4 separate regions of the Homo sapiens genome follow, and regions 1, 2 and 4 are each linked to region 3. Evidence: chromatin loops called from intact Hi-C (ENCODE). Cell type or tissue: A673. All regions are shown on one strand.

What was found. Hi-C counts contacts between places; a loop is a spot of excess contacts. Peaks named below come from ENCODE experiments on the same cell type or tissue, not always from the same donor. Only the 100,000 strongest peaks of a DNase experiment are listed, where the experiment ranks them.
Region 1: a loop joins it to region 3, with 6 times the contacts of the local background. A loop is called at or near these places in 50 of 110 quality-filtered maps.
Region 2: it touches region 3 in a loop (4-fold over the local background); 14 of 110 quality-filtered maps call a loop at or near these places.
Region 4: it touches region 3 in a loop (2.7-fold over the local background); 8 of 110 quality-filtered maps call a loop at or near these places.

What each region holds. Positions count from the first base shown.
Region 1 is chr2:209,330,071-209,338,070 of GRCh38, forward strand. No RefSeq gene overlaps it. Among named protein-coding and RNA genes, the nearest start is that of MAP2, 90 kb to the right of the region's middle. In A673, CTCF peaks have their summits at 1,433 (motif pointing left) and 4,555 (motif pointing right); DNase peaks (open chromatin) are centred at 1,421 and 4,571; H3K27me3 peaks cover 870 bases.
Region 2 is chr2:209,578,232-209,586,231 of GRCh38, forward strand. MAP2 (microtubule associated protein 2) reads left to right here. Exons shown (of 16, transcript NM_001375505.1): 3 at 1,805-1,869. Among named protein-coding and RNA genes, the nearest start is that of MAP2, 160 kb to the left of the region's middle. In A673, no CTCF peak of the experiment used is centred here; no DNase peak of the experiment used is centred here; H3K4me3 peaks cover 616 bases.
Region 3 is chr2:209,958,030-209,966,029 of GRCh38, forward strand. UNC80 (unc-80 subunit of NALCN channel complex) reads left to right here. Exons shown (of 65, transcript NM_001371986.1): 50 at 1,090-1,125; 51 at 1,460-1,678. Among named protein-coding and RNA genes, the nearest start is that of RPE, 41 kb to the right of the region's middle. In A673, a CTCF peak has its summit at 3,189 (motif pointing left); DNase peaks (open chromatin) are centred at 2,812 and 3,162; H3K27ac peaks cover 1,460 bases.
Region 4 is chr2:209,787,815-209,795,814 of GRCh38, forward strand. It overlaps UNC80 (unc-80 subunit of NALCN channel complex), which reads left to right. Exons shown (of 65, transcript NM_001371986.1): 6 at 1,718-1,791; 7 at 5,906-6,045. Among named protein-coding and RNA genes, the nearest start is that of UNC80, 20 kb to the left of the region's middle. In A673, no CTCF peak of the experiment used is centred here; no DNase peak of the experiment used is centred here.

The DNA of each region.
Region 1 (8,000 bases), 630 kb before region 3:
ACTCTGATATTTAAAGGTTTGCATAGTAAAAAGCCTTCAGCTTCTCCCTGTTCTGTCTAGAAAAGTATAAGTTTAAAGTATACCAAGTACAGTCCAAGAGTCAGAACAATGAAAAATAAAATACTTTATTAAGCCTCTATTGACTTAAGTGATCTAAAGGTTTTCATTATTAGGTTAAAGGGTATAGATTACACCAAATTCAAATGCTTTAAGCAAATATTAGCTATCAGGTATCCTTAAAATCAATTGTCATTAGGTAAGAAATAAAGAATCACATCAGATAAGATATTCATTGTAGACTAACTTGTGCAATTTTAGAAAATTAATTTATTCTGCTTTGGTTTGATTTGTAAAATAACAGAGAGACTTCTAGCCCTAAAGTTTACTGGTCCTATGATGATGGGCATTATGTTTCCTTTAAAAGTTTCTCTTTACATCAACTCTTGATTAAACATTATGTAGCTCATACTATTTAATCATTATTTTATTTGTTTAGTCCTACTCCCATGAGAACCCATTAAAATGATGGTAAATACATTTTAAAGGAATAAATTACCATAAAAATGAGAATGAATGGGAAACACCGGGAGAATACCAATCAAGCACATTAGAAGACCTTGACAATGAGATTTAAAAATGGTCTCAGGATAAAATAGGACAATCCACTTGTACCTAATGCTAGGAATATTTTCCATCTAATGGCACAGATATGTGTCATTGCCTTGGTAGAAAAGGTAATGCAACCATGGCACATGACTCTTCTTTGAAATAAGCAGTATTTTTATACTCATAGTGATATAAACTCAGGCTTTGGTTTTTAATTATTAGGTTAAAATTATAAGCAAAATCTGCAGTACTTAATTATCATAAAATAGAATACAAATTTTTCTCAACTTTGAAAAAACTGACAGAAATGAGAGCATAGTGAGGGTAAGACGAGATGATGAAGGGAAGGGGAACATTAGTATTCTCATTATATAAGTGAGAAGTAAAGAATTAGAGGTTTTGCATGTTTGGAGTTGCAGAAGTGATCAGCTAAGACATAGAGAGTGGTGATAACTGAGTAATAGATGGAGAAGCTGAAATTTAAATAAATTTAAGGTTGATATAGTTTTAAAAGTGTCGTAGGTATAGTCCTTAGAGCTATCAGAACAACCACAAAGAAACCTAACATTGATTTTTGCTTTGCTTTGGTTTGATTTTTTAAAATAATGAATCTGGTGTGGGAAAGAGGCAGGACACAGAGTTTTATATTTGATAAAACTGTAATTCAAATATGTATGTGAACCATGTCTTTTTGTCTTTTAAGTACCATATCTTAGATAGATGTTTAGTTGGATTCAGCTTTAAAAAATCACTGTATTTCCATCTTATCTCCAGACCTAAATAGACATCATAACCCAGGTTACCACTGCCATCAAGTGGTGCCTTAGTGGCATTAAGTTGTAGAAAACCTTAAGTAACCAAAACAATCAAATCTATTTGAATGAAGAGAAATACTGTAACTTGCCTTCAGTTTGAATGGTGCCCGAATTACAATATCTAGAAATCTAAGAATAACACTTACCCAAGAGCCTAAAACCATAGGACTTGCTCATGCTAAATGATCCTATTTTGTTCAGATTAACTTTGTTAACATAGAAAGCTGAATGTGAGAAATAATGATCTGATTAATATTAATCCTAATGGTAATATCTTGATTTAAATAATACTTTTTGTTTTTACAAATTTTCAAAGTTGAACAGTTAAACATATATATCCTGGAACCAGATTGCCCCACATGGATGGCTTCAAAACTTACAAAATGTATAATCTTTGGCAATTTATTAAAATTCTCTGTAGCTCAGTTTCCTTCTTTGGAAAATTGAAAAAAATACTACTCCTTACCTTGAATTATTATTGTAAAAGTCCATAAGTTAACATATGTGAAGAGCTTAGAACCATGCCCAGGAAAAGTGTCAGGTGTTTTTATATGAATCTCTAATTTAGCCTTTAAAAAAAATTTTTTGGGGGGGTTTATTTAAAGTGTGTTTTTTTTTATTTTTTAAATTATTATTATACTTTAAGTTTTAGGGTACATGTGCACAATGTGCAGGTTAGTTACATATGTATACATGTGCCATGCTGTTGTGCTGCACCCATTAACTTGTCATTTAGCATTAGGTATATCTCCTAATGCCATCCCTCCCCCCTCCCCCCACCCCACAACAGTCCCCAGAGTGTGATGTTCCCCTTCCTGTGTCCATGTCTTCTCATTGTTCAATTCCCATCTATGAGTGAGAACATGTGGTGTTTGGTTTTTTGTCCTTGCAATAGTTTACTGAGAATGATGATTTCCAATTTCATCCATATCCCTACAAAGGACATGAACTCATCATTTTTTATGGCTGCATAGTATTCCATGGTGTATATGTGCCACATTTTCTTAATCCAGTCTATCATTGTTGGACATTTGGGTTGGTTCCAAGTCTTTGCTATTGTGAATAGTGCCACAATAAACATACGTGTGCATGTGTCTTTATAGCAGCATGATTTATAGTCCTTTGGGTATATACCCAGTAATGGGATGGCTGGGTCAAATGGTATTTCTAGTTCTAGATCCCTGAGGAATCGCCACACTGACTTCCACAATGGTTGAACTAGTTTACAGTCCCACCAACAGTGTCAAAGTGTTCCTATTTCTCCACATCCTCTCCAGCACCTGTTGTTTCCTGACTTTTTAATGATTGCCATTCTAACTGGTGTGAGATGGTATCTCATTGTGGTTTTGATTTGCATTTCTCTGATGGCCAGTGATGATGAGCATTTTTTCATGTGTCTTTTGGCTGCATAAATGTCTTCTTTTGAGAAGTGTCTGTTCATATCCTTCGCCCACTTTTTGATGGGGTTGTTTGTTTTCTTCTTGTAAATTTGTTTGAGTTCATTGTAGATTCTGGATATTAGCCCTTTGTCAGATGAGTAGGTTGCGAAAATTTTCACAGAATTGGAAAAAACTACTTTAAAGTTCATATGGAACCAAAAAAGAGCCCGCATCGCCAAGTCAATCCTAAGCCAAAAGAACAAAGCTGGAGGCATCACGCTACCTGACTTCAAACTATACTACAAGGCTACAGTAACCAAAACAGCATGGTACTGGTACCAAAACAGAGATATAGATCAATGGAACAGAACAGAGCCCTCAGAAATAACGCCGCCTATCTACAACTATCTGATCTTTGACAAACCTGAGAAAAACAAGCAATGGGGAAAGGATTCCCTATTTAATAAATGGTGCTGGGAAAACTGGCTAGCCATATGTAGAAAGCTGAAACTGGATCCCTTCCTCACACCTTATACAAAAATTAATTCAAGATGGATTAAAGACTTAAACGTTAGACCTAAAACCATAAAAACTCTAGAAGAAAACCTAGGCATTACCATTCAGGACATAGGCATGGGCAAGGACTTCATGTCTAAAACACCAAAAGCAATGGCAACAAAAGCCAAAATTGACAAATGGGATCTAATTAAACTAAAGAGCTTCTGCACGCAAAAGAAACTACCGTCAGAGTGAACAGGCAACCTACAAAATGGGAGAAAAATTTTTTTTAAAAAACAAGTGAAGTTAGGACACTATGACTCTTCACTATTACTTATCATGTAAAAGATGAGAAAACAGAACTACAGATTGTCTCTTTACCATGGTAAAGTTAGGAGCTCCAAACTAATCTGTGTTACAAAATGTAAAAAACCAATAAAGGATTACTCTAAACAAAGACTGAAAACTTAGATTTCTGATGTAGAAAAATAATACATAATAATGACCACAAATGCGTTTTCCCTAATTACACTTGAAATATGCTTATATTTTGTGTTTTTTTCTATTTTGTACACATGATATATTTAATGAGGTATTTTAAATGAGGACTGAGTAAGCCCTTCCTCTGTGTTGCCTACGTTTTTCACACCCCCAACCATTCCACCCTCACCCTAGCTTGTTTTGTTCTCACATAAAACTTTAAAATTTGATTAAGTAAAAATAATTGCTTTCAGATGACCTATTATGTTCCATAAGCTTTACATAGTTTATTTCATTTGATCTTTACAATAAAACTTGTACTACTGCCATCTCCACTTCTGTCTCCCCATACTTTTTTAAAGAAATAATCATCTTGATGTAACTGAATAACTTAAGACATTGATATATGAGTGTTGCATTACAATTATATAACAACTATATAAAAAATTTAAATAAGCAACTGAAAGGCATAAATAAAACATACTCTTTGGTATTTTCAATTGTTCCTGTGACTGCTACCATATGAATAACCACTCTAGGCTGCTGAAGAATGAGACACGTCATCACCATCATCCCAGCTAACACCTATCCAACTGCTAGACACATGAATGAGGCTATTTAGGTGATTTTTACTCAATATTTCTATTATTTATGCCAATAAGAGTGACAGTACCCTGTAAAGAAGCTACTATGCAATGGGACCCAGAGTTCTTTTAGCGCTAAAACGACATTTTAACAGGTGAAACCTAAAGCTGTATAGCATCTATTTGACCTGTAGAGGGCACCAGCGGCCCAGACAGCAGAATTAATTGCATTTCATTCGGTTTAGACTTGGAAATAAAAACTCTCCTTGCCCTGCACACTCGCTGTGGATTGTCGATGCCAGTGAAAGCCAGCATTAACACTCCCCTGGAGATTTCAGCATGCCATCTCATGGCTGAGTTTCAGATGGGGCCTCAAATTCATATAATTTAGTTCTATTAAAAGCTTTGCAAATTATTAAGATTATTTTTTATCTTAATAAAAGATAAACAGTTTTTAGAAAATTAGGATACAATCCAAATTCTAAAAATTATTAAATCATTTGTAGTGTCATAATAGAAAAACACTCAGAATAGTGAAGCTTCATTATTCAGTCTAGCAAAAAACCTGTTCACCTGAATTAGCAAAAAAGTTCCAATTTTTCTGTAAATACATTTCTTCCTAATTAAGTTAATATCCCTTGATTCATTCAAGTTATTTCCTTAAAAAGGTATATTAAGTTTAAAAGCAAAACAGACCAAATGCATGGCCTTTGCTATCAAACCCCCCTAGCCCAAATCTCACCTCTGTCACTAGTTAGCTGGGTGTCAGAGGTCACTTCTCTTAGCCTCAGTTCCTTTATCTGTAAATAAGAAAAATAAAAATACTTGCTTTATATTATTGTGAAAATTAAATTAGACAATGTGTAAAAATGCTTAGCACAATGTAAGTGCATACAGTCTTGGCAAACAATGATTCCATTACTGAATAGGTACTATTAAGTTGTTATTAGCTTATTAATAGTTTTTGTATAGTGCTTGCTGCAAGGAAAATAATTTCTCTGACATGTCAATACACTAATATTTAAATTAATGTATACAGTTTCTAGGAAATCCTCAGCCACATTTACTTTTGTCTTGGAGATTCACTTTTAGTCAAAGAAGAAAATATTCTTAGGGCTAGTGAAGAGGGTAGCTACTAAAACACGCATTTTCAAACATATTTTTAGATATTAAATAGAAATTTGTTCCCTTGAAATTTTGGAAGCTTAATTCTTGCAATGTTATAAGTAATTAGGTGGCTATAAAGATAATTCATTAATTGAATATAAACAGCTTAATTTTTGTCTGAATTAGGCAAAAGTATGAATTGCAAAACTTTTATCAAGTTTGAAGAAATCTATTATTAAAATAAGAATATGGAACAAGAGGCATTTAGGCTTGAGTTCAAAGTAATAATCATGAAATGAGAAAAAGAAAGATATCCTATAATCACAAATGAAGATAAATCATACCTGTCAATAGTATTTATACATCAAGTTACAGATCATTAAAATAATAAAAGAAAACTGCAAGAAATATGAGTGGAAATAGATAGGGACACAATTAATCCTCACATGTGTAGGGATAAAATTAATCCTCAGATGTGTAGAATCCTCACATCTATAAGCTCAGACACGGAAGTATACAAAAAATACAGACTATAAATAAAAAATAACTAAGTAGGTCTTAGAGAGATACATCCAAATCAATACCTTGAAAATTAACTGGCCTATTTATTGAACATTCACTGCAAAATAAATTGCTAATAAATGTCAAAAAGTAATTTTATGTTCATTATTATTGTTGTTGATAATAGTAACAATACTATAACCTAGAAATAAAATTTGCAGTTAACATATAAGACCTACATAAAAGAAAAATTTAAAAACAATTGAATGGCTTGAAGAAAACATATACTTTGAAATTTTCAGTTGTCTCTGTCAGCACTATGCTGTGAAAAGCTCAGGCTAGAGCTTTTCTGGAGAATGAAGACATAGCATCACCTTCACCCAGCTAACATCTAGTCAATGATAAAGCTATAGATTATGAAGCTATTCTTGACAATCCAGGCCTAGATGAGCTGCCAGCTGACCACAGAATTACCGTGCAGCTGACCCAAGAAAATAATAAATATTTGCTGTTGTAAGCCACTGAGATTTTGGCCAGGTTATTATACCACAAATTATGATACTTCCTCTTAGGCAAGAGCCAAGACAAGCTCAAGCTGGCTTTCTCTTGACATGGCCCACAACAGGTACAGTAGAGGAGAAAATTACACAATTTTGCCTTGTTCCATTGAGAGTGTAGGATGGTTCTGAGGCAACAGCAGCCTCTTTCTTATCATCTCCAGAAAGCCAGCCCAGGCCTTGCCTTCTGAGTTTCTCAGGCATGAGTTACTCAAACATGGTGGTAGTAAGGATAATAGATTAAGCTCACCAGCTCGGCTTCCTCCAAACCCTTTCTCTTGTCAGAAAGAAAAAGAAAGCATCTTGACTTTTGCTGTCAGGAAGAATCATAGAATACCAATACTCTACCCACAAATCCTCTTTGGATTTCCAATCATTTTTTCTTAGCTTATCCAAGATCTGTTTAGATATTAGAGGTAGATGGTCAGCCAATGATGGAAACGAATATTCTGCTACCTTCTCTTTTAAGTCTCACATCTCACTATGGACTGTGCATCTACCATTTTGATGCCTTGGAGAAAATTGAGTCTAAAGAAATTTCACTGCAATGTCTTTTTATCCTGAATTTATAGAATCTTTGCATGAGGCAGTCCTTTTGCAATTTGGTTTGAAAGGCAGATGCTTTACATGGATGTTATGTAATGTTGTGTTATTTATTCTTCCTACTTTAATCTAGTATTGCCTCTAATATTCGTCTTTTCAAGGTCCCAAGAACCTCCATACTACTAAATCCACTTTGCCTTTCTTTCTTTCTTTTTCTTTCTTTCTTTCTCTTTCTTTCTTTCTTCTTTCTTTCTTTCCCTTTCTTTCTTTCCTTCCTTCCTTCCTTCTTCTTTCTTTTTTCTTTCTTTTTTTTTGGCAAAGTGTCGCTGTGTTGCCCAGGCTGGAGTGTAGTGGCATGATCTCGGCTCACTGAAACCTCCGCCTCCTGGGTTCAAGCGATTCTCCTGCCTCAGCCTCCCAAGTAGTTGGAACTACAGGCAACAGGCACCCGCCATCACTCCCTGCTAATATTTGTATTTTTAGTAGAGAGGGGTTTTCACTATGTTGGCCAGGCTGGTCTTGAACTCCTGACCTCGTGATCCGCCTTCGTCAGCCTCCCAAAGTGCTGAGATTACAGGCATGAGCCACCACACCTGGCCCCACTTTGCCATTTTTAATCCTCTTGTTAGTGGACATCTCAGGAGCATTGTACATGATAGAAACATTTTTTGTACTTGGTTTCCAGAGCACGATATGATCCTGGTTTTCCTCCTATCTTATAAGCTGATTTTGCTCATTTTTTTTTTTGGTTCAATTTACCTTGTCTTCTGGATCTCTAATTAACTTTAATGTCTAAGTGATCTCAACCAGCAACATGACTTAAATACCATCTATACACTAAAGAGTCTCAAATGTATGTCCTGCTCTGTCTTTTCCCCCTGGTTTGCATATTCAGTTGCCTACTTGACATCTCCACTTGGCTGTCTCATA
Region 2 (8,000 bases), 380 kb before region 3:
CAGTATTTGGATAGAGGCAAGGGGTAGCAGAATTGATCTCATACAAAAGAACTGTAGTTTGAATATTTATGAAAGCAAAATTAGCTAGTGATTAAAAAATGGGGCAGAAAGGTGGCTCAAGGAGAATGCAAATTTATCTTAATTCAAAATACAGTATAAAACTGATGGAGGCGATTCTTTCAAGAAGGAAAAAAAAAAAAAGAAACATATCATCTGTCTCTCAATTTCCTTCCCTGTAGTCTCATTCTCTCTTCTCTGCCATCATATTTTTTTTTTCTTGACTTTCTGTTTCCAGTAACCATGGTGATGCTTCTTCCCAGCAACCTTCTTCACAGCTGGCCTTTTTGGTTCTCATCGAATTTTGCTCCATTCACTGGTTCAGGTTGCTAACAATGCTGTAAAAATTAACTTATTTATTGACATTTTTCTCCTTCCCTTTTCCCCAGGAAATAAATGCAGGAAATTATTCCACACTTAACCTCCCTACACAAGGGCACTGTAAAATAGGGATATTCAACTGCTAATTTCAGTTGCTAACATGGAGGGGATACAGATTATGCCAAAGATTGAATTCTCTGCCTGGGCCCTCAGGGACTGAAAAGCCCCAGGACCAAGCTGGTTGCCACCTCCTTTTGCTTTTGTATGTAAATAGATTGCCCCCAGAAATCACATATCGGCCCTGGTTTTCTAATTCTCTGTTTTTTTTTTTTCTTTTTCTCTTGTAAGGAAAACATGGCCAAGTGCATAATTATAACTGTTAAAAGGGTATTGAATTTTCTGTAGGAAAATATACATAAATATATGCATTTCTTTAATGAAGATATTTATTTTGGAATATAAATAAGCAATATGCGATAGTTAAAAATATTGTAATTATCTGCCAATGACAAAACATCAACAAATCTCTGATGTCCTTAATGCAGATAATAAAAATTCCCATAAACTAGTATTTAGTCATGTCCAGTTTGTGTAGCTTAACTTGTTTGTAATCCTATATGCCTGAAAACTGTTTCTCTATTTAAGCGGTGTGTGTGTGTGCGTGCGTGCGTGCGTGTGTGTGTGTGTGTCTGGCATTAACACAAAGGAGACCAGATGATGACATTCATAGGCTGATAGACTCGACTCCTGGGGACACACTTGGATGGAGGCAATTAAAATGCCTGTCAGGCATTTGGTACCAGAAGCCCCTATGGCAAACCGCTAAATCGTAAGTGAGGGCTGCATCCTATTGTCAGTGAATGATGGCGGAGCTGAGTGGCTTGTCATCATTCTCGAAAATTCTGAGACTAGTGAGCTCTCTCCCTCTCTCCCACTCGCCTTATTTTCCTGTTCGCCACTGCGGGGACTTCTAATTTGCAGCTTCCCTTTCCCCGGCACACACAGACACGAGCTGGTGGCTTGCAGACTGCGTCTGTCTGGAGCTAGAGAGCCAGAGAGCCAGCCTGTGGGGATAATGCTCCCGGAGAAGGATTCTGCAGCAGTTCTCAAAGGCTAGACTTGAGTGGTATTGCTGCATATGCGCTGGTAATGGTTTGGGGCTTTTAATTTTATTTCGTTTCATTTTCAATTCGTTTTTCATAGGATGTGCTTTATGTAATCTCAGAGTAAAGATCTTTTAAAATTCATTATTGAGCTTCCTAAATATTCAAGTACTGCATTTTTTTTGTGCTACAGACCTCCAGGCATAGATTTATTATTTGAGTATAAAGAATGCATTTGCTTACTGGTGAGTTATAATTTTTGATATTTAGTTAACAAATCCATATATATATATATATATGTTTCTTTTGTTTTGTTTCGGTAGATTCTTCAGCTTGTCTCTAACCGAGGAAGCATTGATTGGGAGCTACTCATTCAGAAAATTAAAAGGTACCACATGTTTTGTTTGGATGTTTTAATGAGGGAAAATCAGGGGAGAATTGGAATGTTTTTATTTAAATTAATTTATCTATGATTGGTCTTTTATCCTTAAGCTTAAGTTGATCATTGTCTATTGCATATACCATTTTCTATGCAGATACTTCTATTATCTAAGGTTGTTTTGATTAGAGGATGACTAAAGAATTGTGTCTTTTGCCTATGTTGCAAGTTATTAACAAATATCAACATGTTTGGCTTATTTGGAGATTTTATCATTGTAATGTTTTTTTTAAAGTCCAAAATTCTCCATCTAAATGAAAATTCATTAATTTGAATTTAAGAGAAATATGCTAAGTAATGATTTTATCTGAACAAATCCTGCTAAGTGATTTATTAAAATGGTTAAATGAAATGCCTTGCCCTTCCCAGGTAGAATGGGTGCTAGAGACGAAAGCCCAGGAATGACTCAGTATTGTTGGCTTTACAAATAAAATATTGTAACTTCTTTATTGACATTTCAGTCTTTAAAATGGACATATTTAAAGGCCGAGGTTGTTAGTTCTTAAAAGAAGTTATTTTACATTTGCTTTATTTGGAATTGACAGCATAAGAAAGTAATCCTTCATCTTGCCATGAATGCACTTGAATCCACTTGATCCTGGGCCTCATGCCTTACATGAAAAACATTAATTTTGAAATTCAGCATCAGGATATATATTGATTTGAGATGGCAATTATGGATATTACCTTTTCTTTAAGACCGTCTTTAACTTTAATACCTGTTAATATCAATAAAACCTATATTTGTAATTTGCCTTTAAAAAATGGAAGACATTTTCTGCCCTGCTGAGAAGAAAATCAGTAATACCTTTTAAGCCTTTCCTTGGGATCTATGTATAATATTTCCTCTCAAGACTGTCAGTCCGAAGCATTTTACACAATAAATTTAATTTTTGAAAAATATACCTGAAAATAATGTCCAACTACTGACACTGAAATATTATAAGTATGTGAGTGTACACCTGTGAGTGTGAATATTTGTAGCAGGTGAAGGAGAGTAATACATTGTCCTTTGTTAATATCTGCAATGTATAATCATGAGAACCTTAATTTATTCATTCCACAAGCACTTCTTAAGAGCCTTGCTGCTGTGGGTAATTATTGTGAGAGAGAGAGGGAAGGGGTAGATGACACTGTCCTCAGCCTTCTAGAGTGTAGGCAGCATCACATAAAGATTTTTGAACAGGAGAATGAATTCGTTAAAATAAATTAGTGTGGTCTGAGAAAGGAAATTGCATTATTTCAGATATTGAACAAAAGCTAATACTAGTCTTGAGACACATAAAATTATATTGCACTTCTTCTTCAGAAATTACTCAGTGGAATCGTGTATGAAATCCCCCAAACAGGATTATTTCACCTAGATATTGTAAAACTCTTGAGACCATTCTCTCTTTTTAGATTTCACTCAAAGTAAGTGAAAATATTTATGTTTGGTGGAAAAAAAATCTATTTGGTATTTGCCCATCTGATTAAATCCAGAGAGCATATATTTCACATGAAGATCTATTTCCTAATCTTCAGACTCATTCAGCAACTCATTATATTAATTTTGAACTTTAGGATATGTGTATGAATTGGAAAAGGGTGAAATTATTTAACTGCTAAAAAATGACTCCAATGCGTTGTCAATAGGAACTAATAAGTTCTGTTATGATTTGTCTGGATATTGGAGAAGGGGCATACAATCTCACCAACAGGCCTCTGGCATCTAAATTTTGGAGGACCAGTTAAAAATTCATCTAGCGGTATGCTGACAAAATGCATATAATAAAAAATGAGTTTATTAAAATAGTAGGTTGGGTGATTAAAGCAGAACAGAATTTGACTACTAGAGTCAAATTCTGGGACCTATATCATGGTTTTTCTAGTCAATATTGTGGTGAGTTAATTCCTTTACTGATTTCACTCATTTTTTTCACTTACATTTTTAACACATAGTATAGTGCCTGGGTCACAGTAGGAATTCAATAAATATTTATTTAATTATTTCACAAATAAATGAATTTGTCAGCATTTTCCCCTATTACTTTTTTGTTCTTGCCTTTCTTAAAATTATACACTGTGAAACAGACATCTGGTCATTTTTTTTTTAGTTACCCAAAATATTCATTACATGTTTCTAATAAATAATAATTAGATCATTACACTGGATATAAAAGTGACAAACCATGTATAGAAATTTCTTTAGGCTGTACGGAATAGGATTTTTCTGGTTTTAGATTAAAACGGAAAGAATTCTTGAAATGTCCCCTTTCACTTTCATCAGCTGGGGGAAATATGCCAAACTGCAGCCTGAGCTTTGCTTATGGACGCTTCCTAAATACTACTCCCAGGCTTGACATTGTTTATTGCTTTTCATGTCTTTGGCCAAGATTTTGCTGCAGCAAAGGGGAGGAGGCCTTTCCCCCCATCCCCTTTCTATAAATGTAATATGAGAAATGATGTCATACTTACCAGTCCATAATGAGCAACAAAGCATTTAAGGATAGATAGATAGATAGATGATAGATAGATAGATAGATAGATAGATAGATAGATAGATAGATAGAATATTTTCTGTATATTTAAGGAATCTATCAAGAAACTTCTAGAATCACATGGCTTTAGAGAATGTTATTCTTTCTTGCTGTCATTTATTTTCATTATTAAAAGTATAATTTTTTGTTATTAACAATGTGACGGACAGTATCCTAAGTCCTTAACATATATTATCTCCTTTAGCTCTCCCTGTAATCCTGGGAGATAAGTGTGGTCTCCATTTTACAGATAAATGAATTGAGACTACAGTTGGGCAAACCCAAGTCTGGCCTCAAAGTCCTTCATATTAAACACTAAATTTTACCACATTTTTTTCTAGCAGATTTTTGGTACCTAGTCATTGTCTTGATGTTCCATGCAATAAGGTTAAAACAGTATGCTTGCAAATATCTTGATTTATCTGCAAGTATAAATCAAAATATCTCTATCTATCTATCTATCCATCTGTCTGTCTGTCTATCTATCTATCTATCTATCTATCTATCTATCTATCTGTCTATCCTATCTATCTATTTATCTATGGTAGAAGTGAATATGTCCTCAAATACTTAACTAATATTCAAGCTCTATTGTATTTTAATTTTTATATTTAACTTGAAGGACTTTATTCTTCAAGGATGAATGTCAAAGATAAATTAGGAAGTTTTAAAATAAATGTATTCATAAAGCATTTTCCATGTAATTATAGTGAAATGTTATTTTGAATTGCATAATCTATATAAGAAAATTAGAGAATCCAAGTGCTAAATAGCATAACTGATGTTATAACTTGCAAGGTTTGGGTTTTTTTTTTCTTTTTAAAGTGAAATAATGGCAGAAGAATGTTCAAGTGACCAAAATAAAGAAACAAGCAGGCAACAGGGCCATGGGCAGAGTAAAAATACCAATTCAACCTCAAGGACAACTAACTTGGAAAAATCACTGAAGATACTAACAATTACACAAATATGTATTAAGATTCTCTACTTGCAAAGGAGTATTTACAGGAGAACATTTCCGGAGCTCAGTTGGAGTCAGCAAAATAAGATGAGGAAGTAGTACCAAGGCTCACTGGTACCGTAAGAGAGACATAAATGATTTTTTTTTTTTCAGATTTTATTTTAGATTCAGAGAGTACATGAAGGTTTGTTACCTGGGTATATTGTATGATGCTGAGGTTTGGGGTATGAATGATCCTGTCACCCAGGTACTGAGGATAGTACTCAATAGTTCATTTTCAACTCCTCCTTCCTTCCCTCTGCGCTTTAGTAGTCCCCAGTGTCTATTGTTGCCATCTTTATGTCCACAATTACCGAGTGTTTAGCTCCCACTTATAAGTGAGAATATGCGGTATTTGGTTTTCTGTTCCTGCATTAATTTGCTTAAGATAATGGATCCAGCTGTATCCATGTTGCTGCAAAGGACATGATTTCATTCTTTTTATGGCTGTGTAGTATTCCATGGTGTATATATAACATATTATGGATAATTTATTAAGGGACTTCATTACAGGGCATGAATTCTAATCATTGGAATGGGACTCAACAGGAAATACTTCATAGAGTATGAGTTTTCTGAGGCGGAACTTGGGGATGAATAGAAGTATTCAAGGGGGAGACAACGTATGGAGGAGCTCCAGAAAGAACAAACATTAGCAAAGGAATCAAAGGAAGTGAACATGCTGGGAAAGCACAGACTGATCTCATTCATATTCTAGAGTATAAAGCAGAAAAACAGGACTCTTAGAAGATAAAGTTGTATCATACGAAATGGCTAATATTCATCTTTTTTGAATTATAAAATTAGAAAATTTCATTCAGTTCAACTTAATACATTGGGAGATGGCTTTGAATGCCAGTCAAGGAGGTTTGTTTCTTATTCAGTGGGAAGCTATTGACTAGTTTGAGCAGGAGACTACTATGACCAAACTGTGTTTTCAGATTATTTGTTTTATAGCTCTGTGTGAGATAAATCAGAACTGTGTGTGAGAGCATGTTGAAGAAAGCATCACTTCAGAAGCTGTCATAGAATAATCCCAGGGGAAAAACAAAAGTCCAAAGAGGGTATTGACTGTGGGCATGAAAAAGAGGTCATGATAATGAAAGATGCTTCTGAGCTCAAGTTCATATACAGAGTAGAACAATTGCTTGATTGGTAGGAGGAATGAACAGCAGAAGGACTCAAAGGTGACTCTGAAATTTGAATCTGATAACTGAAAAAAGCAAAGGGAGAAAGTAGCTGAGAGCTACACGAGGAAAGAGTCCTTCTTTTATTTTTATTGTATCTCTAGTCGCTAGCAAAATGCCTAGTACATAGCAGACAGCCAATAAATGCTAAATGAATGAGTGAGAACACGAATAAAAAATGAAGAGGTATGTTTAGGACATGAGGCTGGATATGTGGGTGGACTGGGCTCGTAGATTGCAGAACATGCAGATCCAAAGCTGAGAAGGGAAGTTTAGGGAGGGAGGGCGTGGGTGTTATTAACAAGAAGGATAAGAAGAGGACCAGAGGGAATCTCTTGGCAGTACCTGCATTTAAGATGCAAAATAAGGGACAAGAATTAAAGTTGAATGAAGAATTAAAAAAAAAAAAGCAAAGAAAGAAGAGGACAGGGAAGGTTATAGAAAACAAAGTTAAAACTCAAATTTTCCAGAAAAACTGAAGAATGAGAATAAAGAAAATGTTGCTGGGAGTATTATTTATTTCAATAATTATTTTGTTATAAAAACAATAAATCCACATTTTGTAAAATTTGTAAAATTTAGAAGGGTGTAAGGAAGGAAATAATAGTCACTCATAATTACACAATCCAGAGATTATTGTTAACACTTTTAAAACATTTTGATGTATTTTTTATCCTATTGCTTTTAAAATTTCATAATCAAAATCATAAGGATATAATTTTGAATTCTGCCTTTTTTCATTCAGCAGTGTCTTAAGGATTTCTCACAACATTTTGCCACCTGCATATTATTCTCTCACCTAAAGTTTGGACATTTTAAATCCCTACTGTTTCCAGTTTTTCACTATCACCATAATGCTGTAGTGGAATAGTTTGTATATTACTCTTACACAATATTTTAAATAATTTCCAATGGATAGTTACTTAAAACAAAATCACTGTATTCTATTTTGTCAAATTCCTGGACAGATAAAATTTGGTGGTTTCAAAATGAGCCTCGGCTTTCCTCCAAGGAGGATCTGAGATTACATTAGCACCTGCCATGTGCCAGCATCTGTGAAAGGCACTTTAATTATCACAGTATCTCTGATGTCGATTCTATTATACCCACTTTACTAATGAAGGTACACAGACTCAGAGAGTTGCACATGTTTTTTAGGCCTAGTTTTAAATCTGGGTCTGACTCTAACTAGTCAAATCGTGGAGACACAAACAAGATCTTGAGAAATGAATGAGTAAATAAGGATATGAAAACAATAGGAAAATACACTTAAGGAGTCCGGAACTCAAAGAAAAGAGAGATAAAATATGAAAAGCAAGAAGGTAGTGACTTCAGTGCGCTTTTGCTGCTTATTAACATGGAAAATCACAAGCC
Region 3 (8,000 bases):
TCATTTACCTTCAACAAAAGGCAAATAAACAATAATAATCAGGAGGTGGTTTATCATTCCCAGGGCACTCAGAGTCAACTTACTTTCATCTGGACAGATTTTCTGCAGACATTTCATCCAAACTTTGACATATGCCCTCAAATGGTGCTTTTCATGGTTGTTAACTTAATCTCCTTCTCTTGTTGTGGTGTAACTCAGATACTGGCTATACTAGTTAATATTTTACCCGTTTCATTCCATCTGTGTTAGCTTTAAATATTCCGACATACACAAAAAGCCTAATTAGCTTCCTCCTACAAGGAAGATTTAAGATAGGGCAAACCCAAAATCAGCTTAAGAAAAAGTTCTTTTCCCAGTATGGAATAGTTGGCCTGGAAATCATAAGGAGAAATTCAATAATTTTTCACTCTCTCTGAAGCCTATTTTTAAGTGTGTATCATTATTCATGTAAAGTTAATTCCCTGCTCATCATATATATTCATATTAAAAATAAAACAAAAATAAATTCCAAACCCAGCTATAAATTGCCTGGTGTGATGGTTAACTTATGCCTCAATTTCCTATATTAAGGGAAAATGATATACTATAGCTTAAGTGATATTTAGGGACTTCTCTAGGCTCACTGGATTAAATGAGGGCTTCTAAAGAAGAAAGAGGGCTTCTAAAGTCTTAGTATCCATGAATCATAAAGCAATAAGTCTCCAGAACTGAAAGGAAGTCAGCCATGATTCTCCTTCCTGTCACTTAAGACAGAGCACATGGTATTAAAACTATAACTTAAATTTCAAAATGTCCAAAAATTTCTCTCATTTGGCTATATTCTATGAGTTTGTATATATTTTTATAATAGTCGTCTTTACCCAAATCACGCAACAATAAAACAACTTTTGCAGCAGCTATAATTGCAATATATGTGTTAGCCAAATGAAAGATAAAGCCTTTATGTTTTAGGAGTAATATATGTATATTTGTGAGCTTATCAAAATGTATAGCTTCAAGGGCTTTTCATATGAAAGTCGATAAGAAGCCCCAACCAAAGGACCCCGTTCTTGCTCTAATAGTTATGTAGACTGTTTTTCTGACTCCCAGGTACCAGGAACAAGGAGCCAAACTGCACTTTATCAGGTACAGAAAGACTTGCTCTAATTTCATACCAGTTCTGACATCTTGAGATGATTGCCTTTTAAGCTGGTTTATGGCTCTATTAGATTTCATTTGATGCATAACATACTATTTCTGGGTAAACCCCCAAAAGTGGGTTTACTACAGTTTGGGATGACAGTCTCTTCTAGGCTGCTAAGCTTTCTTTATCCTTCGGATGAGGTTCTCCTTGGCCTCACCCTACTGATTCATTAACTCATTAGGAATCTTATATTTTTCTTCAGTGTGATACCCTCTTCTCACAGCTGCTACATGAATACATTTTCAGACCCCTAGTTAATCTTTCACAATTTCCCAGGGAAAACCTTCATTTACTGGAGGAAGGGCAAGGCATTCCCAGAGAGGAACTGGATGAACGAATTGCTCGGGAAGAGTTCAGAAGACCCCGGGAGTCCTTACTGAATATTTGCACTGAGTTCTATAAGCACTGTGGGCCACGGCTGAAGATCTTGCAAAATCTGGCTGGGGAGCCTCGGGTCATTGCCTTGGAACTGCTGGATGTGAAGTCTCACATGAGGTACTGGCCTCGCTTTCCCTGCCCCAAGTGTGAACACAGCTTGGCCCATGTGTCTGAATGTGTGTGTTGGGTTGAGAGTGGGGGTTCTCCAGGAAAAACTCTTAATATAGAATGATTTGTTTCCGGTGACTTAGGTACACATCATACAGAACCCTCTGCTAAAGTGTGCATTAAGTCCATCAAACAGGATCTTAGCGTGGACAAGGGGAAAATGTTCTTAAGATAGAAAAGCACAGTTTATATATGTGCTTCTCAATAAAAGAGAAAGAAAGGGAAATTTTATCACCTGAATTCTTAGAAAAGTAGCCTTCTTCTCACTACTATTTACTGCCCAGATTCGAATTTTTCACAAGAATTGAATGTTTCTTCTCTGTTATTTTACATGAGGAATGCACAACTACTTTCTGCTTCTAGGGTCCCTAAAAAGCCAGTAATGAGCCCTGCAGGGAAGTAAGCAGTTTTAACTCAGCCAACTTGGCTTGGGCCTGAAATCCCCTTTATATAAACAGCCTTCCAACCGTTAAAAAAATGTGTCCTGGTAAAAATTCTGAACTAGATGAGGCCAGTCGTCATTTACATGTTTTACTCTTAGTGTGCTAGGGAAAGGCCCCAGAATTACTTCCCTGTGCACTCGTATTTCGTCTTCCTACAGAGATGCCATTTCACTTGAAATTCATGCTAAAGGCCGTATTTGTGTTTCAAAAGGAACGTGATTCCAGAGGACCTTCTATTCAGATTTGTAATTGTTTGTTAAGGGTGATAAAAATCCCTTCAAAGAAAAATGTCATGGGTAACAAAAGATTCACTTGGAAATTTTAACGTATCTATAAAGGTAAAAGTAGAGTTAGGTTCAGCCACTTCCAAATAACGTTGCAATTTCACAAAACTCACAGTTTCCTGGTTATTGCCTTTTTTTAAATTTAGAAAGTACTAAATGGAGGAAAATGAGAAGACAGAAATGTACAGTGAGCATAGATTCTTTTTCTTCCAGTGTAATTTCACATTCTTTGAATTGTGGGCACACACCCAGTACTGCCCTGGAGAACCCCAGAGCCTCACTGGAGTTCACACTCCCTGCTGTGCAGTAATGGGGAAGAGCTTATTTCACACTGAGAAGTTCAGCTCCTAGATGGGAGCCTTCAGAGAAAGGGGAGGGACATTTGGAGTGTTAAGGTACTGCTGTCATAGCAACTTAGGAATCTATTCAGCCCCTCCACTTCCTTTCCCGCTGGTCTTCTCTAGCTGACCTAAGCAATTCTGTGAACAGAGAAACATCACATTCCCAGAGTCAGAAAATCATTATGACCAATGGCCATTTTGTGAGAGAAAGGGAAAAATATTCCTAAAAGATGGATGTGTGTGTGTGTGTATGTGTGTGTGAGAGAGAGGGAGAGAGAGAGAGAGAGACTATGAGATAGTGACTGTCCCATAACCTGACTGTATTTATACTCTTCTTAGGGCATTTGGAGGGAGGGGACAGCAAGAGTCAGAGAGGCCTGGCGCTCCCTCTAGAGGCCAATACCTATTAAAGGTTAAATGAACTGGAAATGATTTAGCTCTGTGCCTGGCACAGATCTGGACACAATAGATACTAATGCTAATGAGAATGGTTCAAATACTATGTTAAACACTGGGGATGTAAACTAAGGTCCTGGTCTTCAAGATTATCACGGTTCAATGCAAGAGGCACATAAGAAAATAACTATGATACAAAGTTGTAAGTACTATAATCACATTTACATTTATGTATTATTATATAAAGGATTTGAGGAAACTCAGAAAATATTTGAAGGGAGAGTGTATACAAATTATAGAGTCAGGATAATGTGAAAGATTTTCAAGGAGTTAATTATTTTTATGATAAGATTAGCACGGGAAATCAATATAAGATCATATTAGATATTATTCATGAACCATAAATTTGACTTTCTTAGTTATCAAAGCAAAGAATGAAAAAAAGATTAATTACAAAATCATAATATAAATAAGTTAAAAACAAAACAGTTGCTCGGTGAAACAATACTTTTTTAAAATACGAAGAACAAGAAAAATCTTGTAGGGGCCAAGGGAAAATTTCCCCTTCACTCTCTGAAGGTTTGCTGAAAGTCAACTGATAAAAGGCAGATCATAATCAAAAAGCATGAAAATGTATTTGATCATAGTTTTACCTGACACAGGAGCCTTCAGGATGAAGACCCAAAAATACAGGGGAAGCTCTCCATTTTTGTTTAAGTTTAACAAAGTATGGATAGCCATGTATAAATATGACTGGACAAAAAGGGTATGATCCCATTCTAATAGACCAAGTGAGGAAACCCAGCATGGCCTGTATGTTTGGATTCTTCTTGGCCTCTCTGGTTAGCATTCCTTCCTTCTGGGAATGGGGCAAGACCCTTTCTGGAAAGGGGGCGTTGTTATGACCTACAATCAAACAAGATGGGTCAGGTAATTTCTTTATGGCTAGTTTTTACACAGAAAGATGGGGGAAATTTAGTGTAATATTTTTAAGTTTTATGGCTGGCTTCAGGAAAAAAGGTTCTGGTTTCAATGACTTGCTTTGAGGAAAAGGGTCTCCAGTTTCCATGGCTAGCCTTGGAAAAGAATGAGAGGCCACAGAGAGGAGGGCAGGAGAAGATCAGTGAAAAACCTTGGCTTCTGAGGTCTTCATTTTGGCGTATTGCTTTCTGAGCTTCAACAGTCTCCTGGTTGGTGTTTGTTAAAAGGGAAGAGTAGTATGATGAACAGAGTCCTCAACAACATCCCCATAGTAGATAAAGTGCTGGTTGTACATGGCTGGATGCCTGTTAGTATATAAAGTTGGCACAATGTCATAATGCAGTTCAGCAAGAGCAATTGATCTGAAGCCAGGATAATGTCATTCAAGAGCACAGCTATTTCATGGCCTGGATCAATAGGAGGGCAACATTTTTATTGCTCAGGGAATATTTAGACTAAATGCCCTTTATTAACGCAATTTCTCACAACAAGCTTTTGAAAAAGACAGGCCTGCCATAGTCTCTGACCAAATAGAGACATTCTGTGTTGCTGATTAGGGGCAGATCCAGATGCTTTGAACTTATACTAAGCAAAGGATGTAATTAAGGCTCTCCTATAAGTTAAGTGCGCACTTGAATATGTGTAAAAGTTGGAGCTTAATATATAAATTTGCGAATTGAGGGTAGTATTAAATCGTTCTTAAATTATAAGAATAGATAATGTCACCCAAGGATGAAAAGTTGATTTTTAAAAAGAGAAAGAGAAATGGGATGATATAAAAAATGCAAATGTTTGCCAAAATAATTTGAATCAAACCAACAAGTTAAGAAACATTGCTAAGGCAATCTATACTTCTGAATTTGCAGAATGTATGGTTGATTACAAGGCTCTTGAAGAAAATATTCTTGATTAGAGTCTCTGCCCTACAGAAATGTATTGCTTCATTTGTCCAACCCAGTGCTGCCAAAGCAGCTGGATAATAGAATCTGCAAATTCTCTCTCTTTTTCTCTCTCTTTCTCTGTCTGTCTCTCTCTCGTGTGTGGTCTCTATCTCTCTCATTCTCTTTCTCTCTTTCTCTTTTCCTCTCTCCCTCACCCTCTCAATGGGAAAATCTCTTGTGTTCCCACTGGGAAAGAACCATAGGAAAGTTTTTTGATTATACATGTGATAGTACAGCAAAGACTGTGGGAAAGGGAAATTTTGTTTTATGCACAAAGCAAATTTATTTTGTCACATGACCAGGAATTAGAGAAATTCAGGTAGTAATCCATAAAATGGCTCTTAAATTCAGCTCTACGTAGTCTTTGGAAGCTCAAAATAGACAGATTGATTATCTCACAAGCACTTCTCAATGTTATCTTTAAAATAATAAGAGAAAAGAAATAAGTGCATATAGATATACTCTTATTTGTCACACAAATAACCTGAGAAGTAAAGAATTATTTTCTGTATATCAAATTCATGAGAAAGAGATAAACAAAAGAATGTATAAGCTGTTTAAAATGATTTCTTTAAAACACCCACATTCACACAGAATTCCAGGACAATGTGAATATGTTCAGTTTGGAGAGAAGACAATGGGAATTAAGAGACAATAACTATTTCTTGATAATGAAGGGTCATGATGGAGAAGATGGATTGGATTTATGCTTTCAGAATTAAGCCTAGTAGGAAGAAATGAAAGGGAATTTGGAGGCCTAACATGAAAGGAACCTCTCACAGTGTGGACCTCCAAAGATGAAATAAGTTGCCTTGTACAGTAGTGAATTTTCTATCCATGGAGCCAGTCACATAAAGCAATTGTAGAACAATCTAAATAATCAGAGAGGTAGTGGCCTTGGCTGTGATTCCTAAACCAGGATGCCTATCAAAATCAGCTGAGGAGCTCTTACCCTCTAGATCCTTTCAAACAGTTATTCACTCTTCAGTTCTCTTGGAGTAATCACAATTTCTCTTTATTACAATGCTATAGTTAATATGTGAGACAAAGAATTACATGATATTACCACTGCACTACTCCTAATGCATCAGTGGATCTGTGCAGTGACTAAGAACAACTAATATAAAAAGAGTGACAACTAGGAATCCTGTACCTCCTGGCGGAAGTACACACCACATACACCACCTGCTAAGTACTCTTGCCAAAAATTCAAAACTGAGTCTGCAGATGTAGGCCCTGGATTTAACTTCCAATCGAATTAAATACAAAGGCAGTAGGATAGATTAAATTACACCGTGGAGATTCAATCAGCAAAATTCAGAGTGTTGCTACAGAGAATTTCTTTAATAAATAACAAGATAAGGCCGGGCGCGGTTGTTCACGCCTGTAATCCCAGCACTTTGGGAGGACGAGTTGGGCAGATCACAAGGTCAAGAGATCGAGACCATCCTGGCCAACATAGTGAAACCCTCGTCTCTACTAAAAATACAAAAATTAGCTGGGCGTGGTGGCATGCGCCTGTAGTCCCAGCTACTCAGGAGGCTGAGGCAGGAGAATCGCTTGTACCGGGAGGCAGAGGTTGCAGTGAGCCGAGATCGCACCACTGCACTCCAGCCTGGTGACAGAGTGAGACTCTGTCTCAAAAAAAAAAAAAAAAAGACAAGTACAGAAGGGGGGAAATCGACATATTAAAAGAGACTTAAGGACATATCAACAAATTGAAATTTATGGGCCTTATTTTTTCCTAATTTGTTAAAAAAAAGTAATTATGAGATAATGTGTGAATGTTGAAAACTGACTGAATATTTGGGTTTTTTAAAAAAGAATTATTTTTAATTTGTTAAATGTCATACTGTGTTGTGTTTAATTTTTCTGAGTCCATAAATTTGGAGACACATACTGAAATATGTCTGGGTAAATGATGTGATGCTTGGAATTTACTTTAAAATAGTCTAGGGTAGGGAAAAGGGGGAGTGTTTGGGGGTATAAGTAAAACAAGAGTCACTGTAGGCCAAGTACAGTGGCTCACACCTGTAATCCCAGCACTTTTGGGAGGCTGAGGCAGGCAGATTGCTTGAGTCCAGGAGCTCAAAACCAGCCTGGGCAACATAGCAAAACCCCATCTCTACAAAAACTACAAAAATTAGCCGGGCATGGGGCTGTGCACCTGTAGTCCCAGCTACTTGGAAGGCTGAGGTTGAGAGATGGGTATTTTGGGGCTTACTATATACTGATCTCTCTACCTTTTTATATGTTTGAGATTTTCCAAAATAAAAGTTAAAAATATACAGATTTCTGGGCCCAGACCAGACCTTAGAAGTTTTTTGTTTTTTTTTTTTTAGACAGAGTCTTGCTCTGTCACCCAGGCTAGAGTGCAGTGGCACAATCTCCTCAGCCTCCCGAGTAGTTGGGATTACGGGTGCCCACCACCACGCCCAGCTAATTTTTTTGTATTTTTGGTAGAGACAGGGTTTCACCATCTTGGCCAGGCTGGTCTTGAACTCCTGACCTCGTGATCCACCTGCCTCGGCCTCCCAAAGTGCTGGGATTACAGGCGTGAGCCAACACACCCGGCCAGAAGGTCTTATTTATGAGATTTTTGGAGGTCCTGGGAAACTGTATTTTTTCGTTTTCCTTTTAAGCTGTATTAGAAAAATAATAATAATAAGAGGTGCCAGTGTGAACCTGACTGCCTACAGGATATTATGACTATTATGGGCTCTTTCAACCCTAAGATTCCATGACTCAGAGAAGATTATCTTCAGAGCTTTTCCAGTACAAACTTGTCTCAAAAAAAAAAAAAAAAATCTTATTTTTCCATTTATCTCAAATCTCCTCCTCTCTTTAGTAACAATCCTGAAAACTTTCCATGTATGGCTGCCCCT
Region 4 (8,000 bases), 170 kb before region 3:
ATATATTTCTTCTACTCCTACTACCTATTTTTATTATTTTTAAAAAGTTAACTGTAAAACAATCTTAGGCAGGTATTTTAGGAGATGTTCCAGAAGAAGGCATTGTTATCATAAAAGATGACAATTCCATGTGTGTTATTGCCCCTGAAGACCTTCCTTTGGGACAAGACATGAAGGTGGAAGACAGTGATACAGATGATCTTGATGCCGGGTAGGCCTAGGCTAATGTGTGTGTTTGTGTCTTGTTTTTAACCAAAAATAGGAATGCCTGGCACATAATGAGTAAGCAGTAGCTGCACTTGTTTTAAAACAAAAAAGTTGGCCGGGCGCGGTGGCTCACGCCTGTAATCCCAGCATTTTGGGAGGCCGAGGTGGGCGGATCACCTGAGGTCAGGAGTTAGAGACCAGCCTGACCCACACGGAGAAACCCCATCTCTATTAAAAATACAAAATTAGCTGGGCTTGGTAGCGCATGCCTATAATCCCAGCTACTTGGGAAGGCTGAGGCAAGAGAATCGCTTGAACCTGGGAGGTGGAGGTTGCGGTGAGCAGAGATCGCACCATTGCACTCCAGCCTGGGCAACAAGAGCAAAACTCCATCTCAAAAAAAAAAAAAGTTTTAAAAAAAAGTATAAAATAAGTACATACGTTTATAAGTATATAAAAAGCATAAAATATACTTTTATACTTTTTAATACATACTATACATACTACATACTAGTATATATAATAATATATACTATAAAATATATTAAAAGTATAAAATATAAAAAATATACAAATAAAAGTAAAATAAATATATAAATTTATAAATATATGACTATATTAAAAAGCTTATAGAATAAAGTTATAAAGAAATCACATATTTTTGTGCAGCTGTATTATGTATTTGTTTTAAGCTAAGCCTATTACAAAAGAGTCAAAAAGTTTAAAAAACTAAAAAGTTTATAAAGTAAAGTTATAGTAAGCTAAAGTTAATTTATTATTAAAGAATAAAAGCTTTTTAAAGATAAATTTAGCATTGCCTTCATATTCACTCACTACTCACTCACTGACTCACCCAGAGCAACACCCATTCCTGCAAGCTCCATTCATGGTAAGTGCTCTATATAGGTGTATAATTTGTTATCTTTTATACTGTATTTTTACTGATATTTTCTATGTTTAGATACACAAATACCATTGTGTTATAAATGCCTACAGGATTCAATACAGTAACATACTGTACAGGTTTGTAGCCTAGAAGCACTAGGCTATGTCATATAGCCTAGATGTGTAGGTGGCCATACCATCTAGGTTTGTGTAAGTAAACTCTATGATGTTTGCACAATGATGAATTTGCCTAACAACACATTTCTCAGAACGTATCTTTGTCCTTAAGTGATGCATGACTGTATATGTAAAATGCTTAGGAACTTTGCATATATTAGGTGCTGAGTAGGTGTTAACTATTATTGTTATTTTCAGTATTGCCAACTTTTTAGCACCTTAACTTACTGAGTCAGACTGAAGAGATGAATATCTACATCAATAACCAAAAAAATGCTAAGATTTTTGAATTGGTTATTTGAATATCTCTTACAATATGCGTTAATGTCTTCTTTTAAAGTAATAATGTTCTATTAAAATAGCTTTTCTATTTGAAAATGAAATGAACTTATGAAATAAAAAGAACTTAAAACCTTACAAAACGATGGAACTTCTTCCGTCTTTTCAGCTAAGAGAAGTTCTCCTATCAACAGTCAAAGCCGGACCTGTGAATCACCAAATCAAGATGCAAGACACTTAGAGGTTAGTTTATTATAATCATAAGAAGAAGGGAGGCAGAAAGTCCTTGGACATAGTGTAGTGTGAAGGGAAAGACATGAGTTCTAGAATCACTACCAGGCTCAAAGCCACTCCTCCTTTCTGAATGTGCAACTTTTAACAGCTTCAGGTTTTTTATCAGTCGTATGAAAATTAATTTTCTGTATCTCCCCAAAGCGTGCAGGTGTGGAAATAAGACCATATACGACTAGTATTTTATCTCGGTGGTTAGTGTGTAATGAGTTGTGCTTTATCTCAATGGCTAACATGTAACACTCAATAAGTGTTAGTTATCATTACATCCCAGATTAAATAACATATCACCTTGTTCTCAATTATTGCATCCCCTAATGCTTGTTAAGTAACTCTAATGTAGGTAGAATAATGCTGCCGGAGGTCAGAAAGAGGGAGTTGGAAGGAGTTATAAGATAGTCCTACCCCTTAAGGAATCTAAAGTTTAATGAGGGGTCAAGACTAACCCACATAAAACGGAAGATGCAAAATATGATATAAGATGCAGAATGTAATTCAGTGCAAATTTGTCATGTTTGATCAAGAAAAGAAAGGAATGAAGTCCGGAGTAATTGAAAGCTACATAGAAATCGATACTACCATTAACTTATGGCATTAAATGACCTGCTTTCACTTTCAATTCAACACGTGCAAAGTGAAACTTGCTGCCTTCCGTCAAAATTGGATCCTCTTTCCAACTGTTATTACTCAGGAAGATTATCACCCTTTTTACCCTCCAACCTGGAAATTTTGGAGTCCTATTACATCTACCATTTAGTGAGCAATTACTAAGTACAGACGCTGTGATTTGTATGCTGTAAGATGTATATATTTTTCACATTTAACATCTTTGAAATTGAGTATGCTTGACAATCTTTGGCCCCTTATGATCTCCCTACTGGTAGCTGTCTTGATATGGTTGTAATTCTTGTGCAGCATGAATTTGGTCATTTCCAGCATCTAAATTTGCATCATCAGGGTCAGTGGATTATAAGCATATGTCAGAGGGAATAGTGGAGCAGTATTTTAAGAGATAACACTCTTGATACAGAGGAGGTTATTCTTTGGAAAAACTCAAGTATTAACAATTCTGGGTTGAAAATTTTAAATGTGAAGGAGTTTTAGGAATACCTACACCAATTTATTTCACTTATACTTTCCTCTTACATAGACACAGGATGGAAATATAATTAAAAAGCTGTGCCTAAATAAATGTAAAATAGCTCTTTCAACTAGTATAAAATAAAAAATCCTCAATGATACAAGTAACATGTCCTAGTTTAATTAACAGGGTATTTTTTTCTTAATGTTACGTAAAATAATGGTATGTCTTCTAAATGATGACATCTTAGATACAATGAAATACATACATCTCATATTATGTTATACTTAATCCTCTCGATTTGATTTCCTGCTAAGTCATATTGTCTTCTTTTCGTTATGTTGCTCAGATGTTTTCTTTATTGTTTATGACCACTACTATCCTCTAAATCCAGGCCCTCATGACTAAATTGCAGCTGAACCTACCTAATTGAGTTTTATACTTCTAGACTTTTCTTCTTTGCATAAATACCACTAATAATTCCTGACTAATTTTCCTAATACATCATTTATTTATTAACTCACCATTCCACATAAGGCATTTTATGCAAATGCCATCTTTTGTCATGTCGCTTTCTCCTTAGGAACCTATAGTGGATCCTATTGACTGTCGCTGCAAGACCAAATTCCTCTCCCTGTTTTTTTTGTGCCTCCCACCACTTGGCACCACCTTTGTTAAGTGACCCTGTCTCTGATTATCCCTTCAGTCAGTTATCTATTATCTCTAACTTATAGTGCCTGCTCATTTTAGCCTCCAAATCCTTGCTCAAATTGTTTCCTCTAACTGGAATCTTCTCTTTCCTTCGTCTAAATTTTATCCTTTTAAGGACCAATTAAGATCTCAATTCAGGCTGAGGCGGGCAGATCACAAGGTCAGGAGATCAAGACCATCCTGGCTAACACGGTGAAACCCTGTCTCTACTAAGAATACAAAAAAATTAGCTGGGTGTGGTGGTGGACACCTGTGTCCCAGCTACTCAGGAGGCTGAGGCAGGAGAATGGCGTGAACCTGGGAGGTGGAGCTTGCAGTGAGCTGAGATCGTGCCACTGCACTCCAGCCTGGGCGACAGAGTGAGACTCCGTCTCAAAAAAAAAAAAAAAAAAAAAAAAAAAAAGATCTCAATTCCCAATTCCCCCTAAACTCTTGTCTTATTAGTCTAAGCCTGCACTGTCCAATATGATAGCCTCTAGGCCCATGTGGCTATTGAACACTTGAAATACAGCTAGTCTGAATTGACACTGTAAAATGTACATCAGATTTTGAAAATATAGTATAAAATAGAATGTAGACTTGGCATGGTGGCTCATACCTGTAATTCCAGCACTTTAGGAGGCTTAGGCAGGCAGATCACTTGAGCCCAGGAGTTTGAGACCAGCCTGGGCAATATGGCAAAACTCTGCTTCTACTAAAAATAGAAAAATGAGCGGGACATAGTGGCACATGCCTTTAGTCCCAGCTATTTGGGAGGCTAAGTGGAGAGGATCACCTGAACCTGGGACATGGAGGTTGCAATGATTCAAGATCACACCACTGCACTCCAGACTGGGTAAGCGAGACCCTGTCTTAAAAGAAAGAAGAAAAAAGTAAACATCTTAATACTTTTTTGTTTTGTTTTGTTTTGCTTTGTTTTTGAGACGGAGTCTCACTCTGTTGCCCAGGCTGGAGTGCAGTGGCGCGATCTTGGCTCACTGAAAGCTCCGCCTCCCGGGTTCATGCCATTCTTCTGCCTCAGCCTCCCGAGTAGCTGGGACTACAGGCGCCCACCACCGCGCCCAGCTAATTTTTTGTATTTTTAGTAGAGATGGGGTTTTACCATGTTAGCCCGGATGGTCTCGATCTCCTGACCTCGTGATCCGCCCACCTCTGCCTCCCAAAGTGCTAGGATTACAGGCATGAGCCACCGCGCCCGGTTCCATCTTAATACTTTTTATATTGATTCTATGTTGAAATGATAATTAGGGGTTAAAAAGAATATATTATTAAAAACAATTTCACCTGTTCCTTTTCACTATTTTTAATGTGGCCTCTACAAAATTTAAAATCAGATATGTGGCTGTTTGTGGCTTGCATTATCTTTCTATTGGACACGCTTCTCTGACCTATACTTACCTGTCTTGAGACATAACTGTAAGCTCATGAGTTTAAGGGTCAGATTCATCTAATTTTTTAAATCTCTAAATCACCTAACATTATGCTAAAGAATTTTATGGTCAACTTCAGAAGACTTAATTCATGAAATTTCTAGCTGTATTTATCTCTCTGTCCATCATGATTGAATAATGCCTTATTTTGTGTGTAAAAATTAAAATCGTAAGGGCTAACCTTCCAGATAGATTGTTGAGGGTCTTTATACTTTAGTAAAGAATTTCACCTATAATGCCTATGGAAAAATATCTCACATCACCTGGGCAGAATTACATTTATCAGCTAAATGTAATTAAAATAAGCTACCTGGTAACAGAACTGCTGAATGTGTACTTATAAATCAGAATAAAGGTCATTGTGTCCGATTAGAAAAGTGTATTGCATCTCTCCACTGATGAATGAAGGAAAAGTTAACCTTGTACTTCTGTTCTCATGTTCTGGCTTCAATCTGATTAGGTACTACTAACCTGGTGCTTCTATTTTAGCCTCATGCTTCTATTCAGTTCACCTCTGTATGATGAATTCTTGATGTGTAACTCTCCTATAGATACTGGGTATGGAGATGAAAAAGAAAATAATTAAGAATAAAATGAAATAAAATATATGAAATTACTTTGCCTGATGCTTGAAATGACACAGGTGATCCCTAGAAATCTGTTTCTATTCTCCCTGAGATGAAGTCAAAATCCCTTGGCCCATAATATCATAATTAACTATAGTGAAAAAAAGCCCATATATGGAACCATGTTGTAATATGGTAGCTAATTCTAGATGATATAGCTACAGGGGAAAACAAAAAACAAAAAACAAAACCTAATCTGCTATCTCTGCCTCCAAAAGGGACTCCAGGTGGTTTGTGAAACATTCCAGTCTGATTCCATCTCACCCAAGGCCACCATTTCAGGCTGTCACCGAGGAAACTCCTTTGATGGAAGTCTGTCCTCCCAAACTTCCCAGGAAAGAGGCCCATCACATTCCAGGTACCTGATTGCAATGTTAGGGACAAAATGTGTCACTGGTCACCAAAAATCAAATATGCATTTTTAACTACTTCGATAGCCTCTGTTCCTTAAAATATGTATTTGCATAATATGTGTATACATATTCTTGGTCAAAGTATAATTAATAATTGTAGAAATATGCTATGAATGGCTCTCCTTTAAACAAACTAGGGCGAAAGTGGAAAAGATGCTTCTGATTTAATGAGATGTCTGAATTAGGTGTTACTTAAAATGTTTAAGTGCAGAACTCAAATGATGCTATCAGAAGATTATGTTGCAGAGATGTTAAAGGATCTGTTTTAATATATAAGAATATTTTATACCGCTAGATCCTTGTATTAAAATTAGTGCTTCTAAATCACATAGGAATTTAAAAGTCTATTCTTTGTAAATATTCTAACCCTACCCTTGTTATTTGGTGCACATAGTGAATTTGCTTATAAACACCTTCTCCAGAAACAAGAAATAGTCTATTTCTTCTTATTACCAGTTGAAATTATGGACACCTGGAGTCATGAGGTTTGACACTCCACCTATGGGGCAAGAGCTCCTGAGACTATCTGTATATCCCTACTTTCAAATAAAATTATAGCCTAGTAATACATAGTATTTTAAAAGGGAACATTTTTAAGACTAGTTTTATTGAGGTGTAACTTACATACTATAAAATTAACCTATTTTAAGTTTACAGTTTTGTATGGTTTGGCTGTGCCCCACTAAATCTCAACTTGAATTGTATCTCCCAGAATTCCCACGTGTTGTGGGAGGGACCCAGGGGGAGGTAATTGAATCATGGGGGCCAGTCTTTCCCATGCTATTCTCGATAGTGAGTAAATCTCATGAGATCTGATGGGTTTATCAGGGGTTTCCACTTTTGTCTCTTCTTCATTTTTCTCTTGCCACCACCATATAAGAAGCACCTTTCACTTCCCACCATGATTCTGAGGCCTTCTCAGCCATGTGGAACTGTAACTCCAATTAAACTTACTTATGTTCCCAGTTTGGGGTATTTATCAGCAGCAAGAAAATGAACTAATATAGTAAATTGGTACCAGTAGAGTGGGGCATTGCTGAAAAGATACCCAAAAGTGTGGAAGCAACTTTGGAACTGGGTAACAGGCAGAGATTGGAACAGTTTGAAGAGCTCAGAAGAAGACAGGGAAGTGTGGAAAAGTTTGGAACTTTACCTAGAGACTTGTTGAATGGCTTTGCCCAAAATGCTGATAGCGACATAGACAATAAAACCAGGCTGAGGTGGTCTCAGATGGAGATGAGGAACTTGTAGGGAACTGGAGCAAAGGTGACTCTTGTTATGTTTTAGCAAAGAGACTGGTGGCATTTTGCCCCTGTCCTAGAGATTTGTGGAACTTTGAACTTGAGAGAGATGATTTAGGTTACCTGGCGGAAGAAATTTCTAAACAGCAAAGCATTCAAGAGGTGACTTGGGTACTGTTAAAGGCATTCAGTTTTAAAAGGGAAACAGAGCATAAAAGTTCAGAAAATTTGCAGCCTGACTATGCAACAGAAAAGAAAAACCAATTTTCTGGGGAGAAATTCAAGCCAACTGCAGAAATTTGCATAAGTAAGGAGCAAGGAGCCTAATGTTAATCCCCAAGACCATGGGGAAAATGTCTCCAAGCCATGTCAGAGACCTTCACAGCAGCCCCTCCCATCACAGGCCCAGAGGCCCAGGAGGAAAAAGCAGTTTCGTGGGCTGGGCCCAGGGTCCTCATGCTGTGTGCAGCCGAGGGACTTGGTGCCGTGGGTCCCAACTGCTCCAGCTGTGGCTGAAAGGGGCCAATGTACAGCTCAGGATGTGACTTCAGAGGGTGGAAGCCCCAAGTCTCAGTAGCTTCCATGTGGTGTTGAGCCTGCAGGTGCACAGAAGTCAAGAATTGAGGTTTGGGAACCTCCGCCTATATTTCAGAAGATAT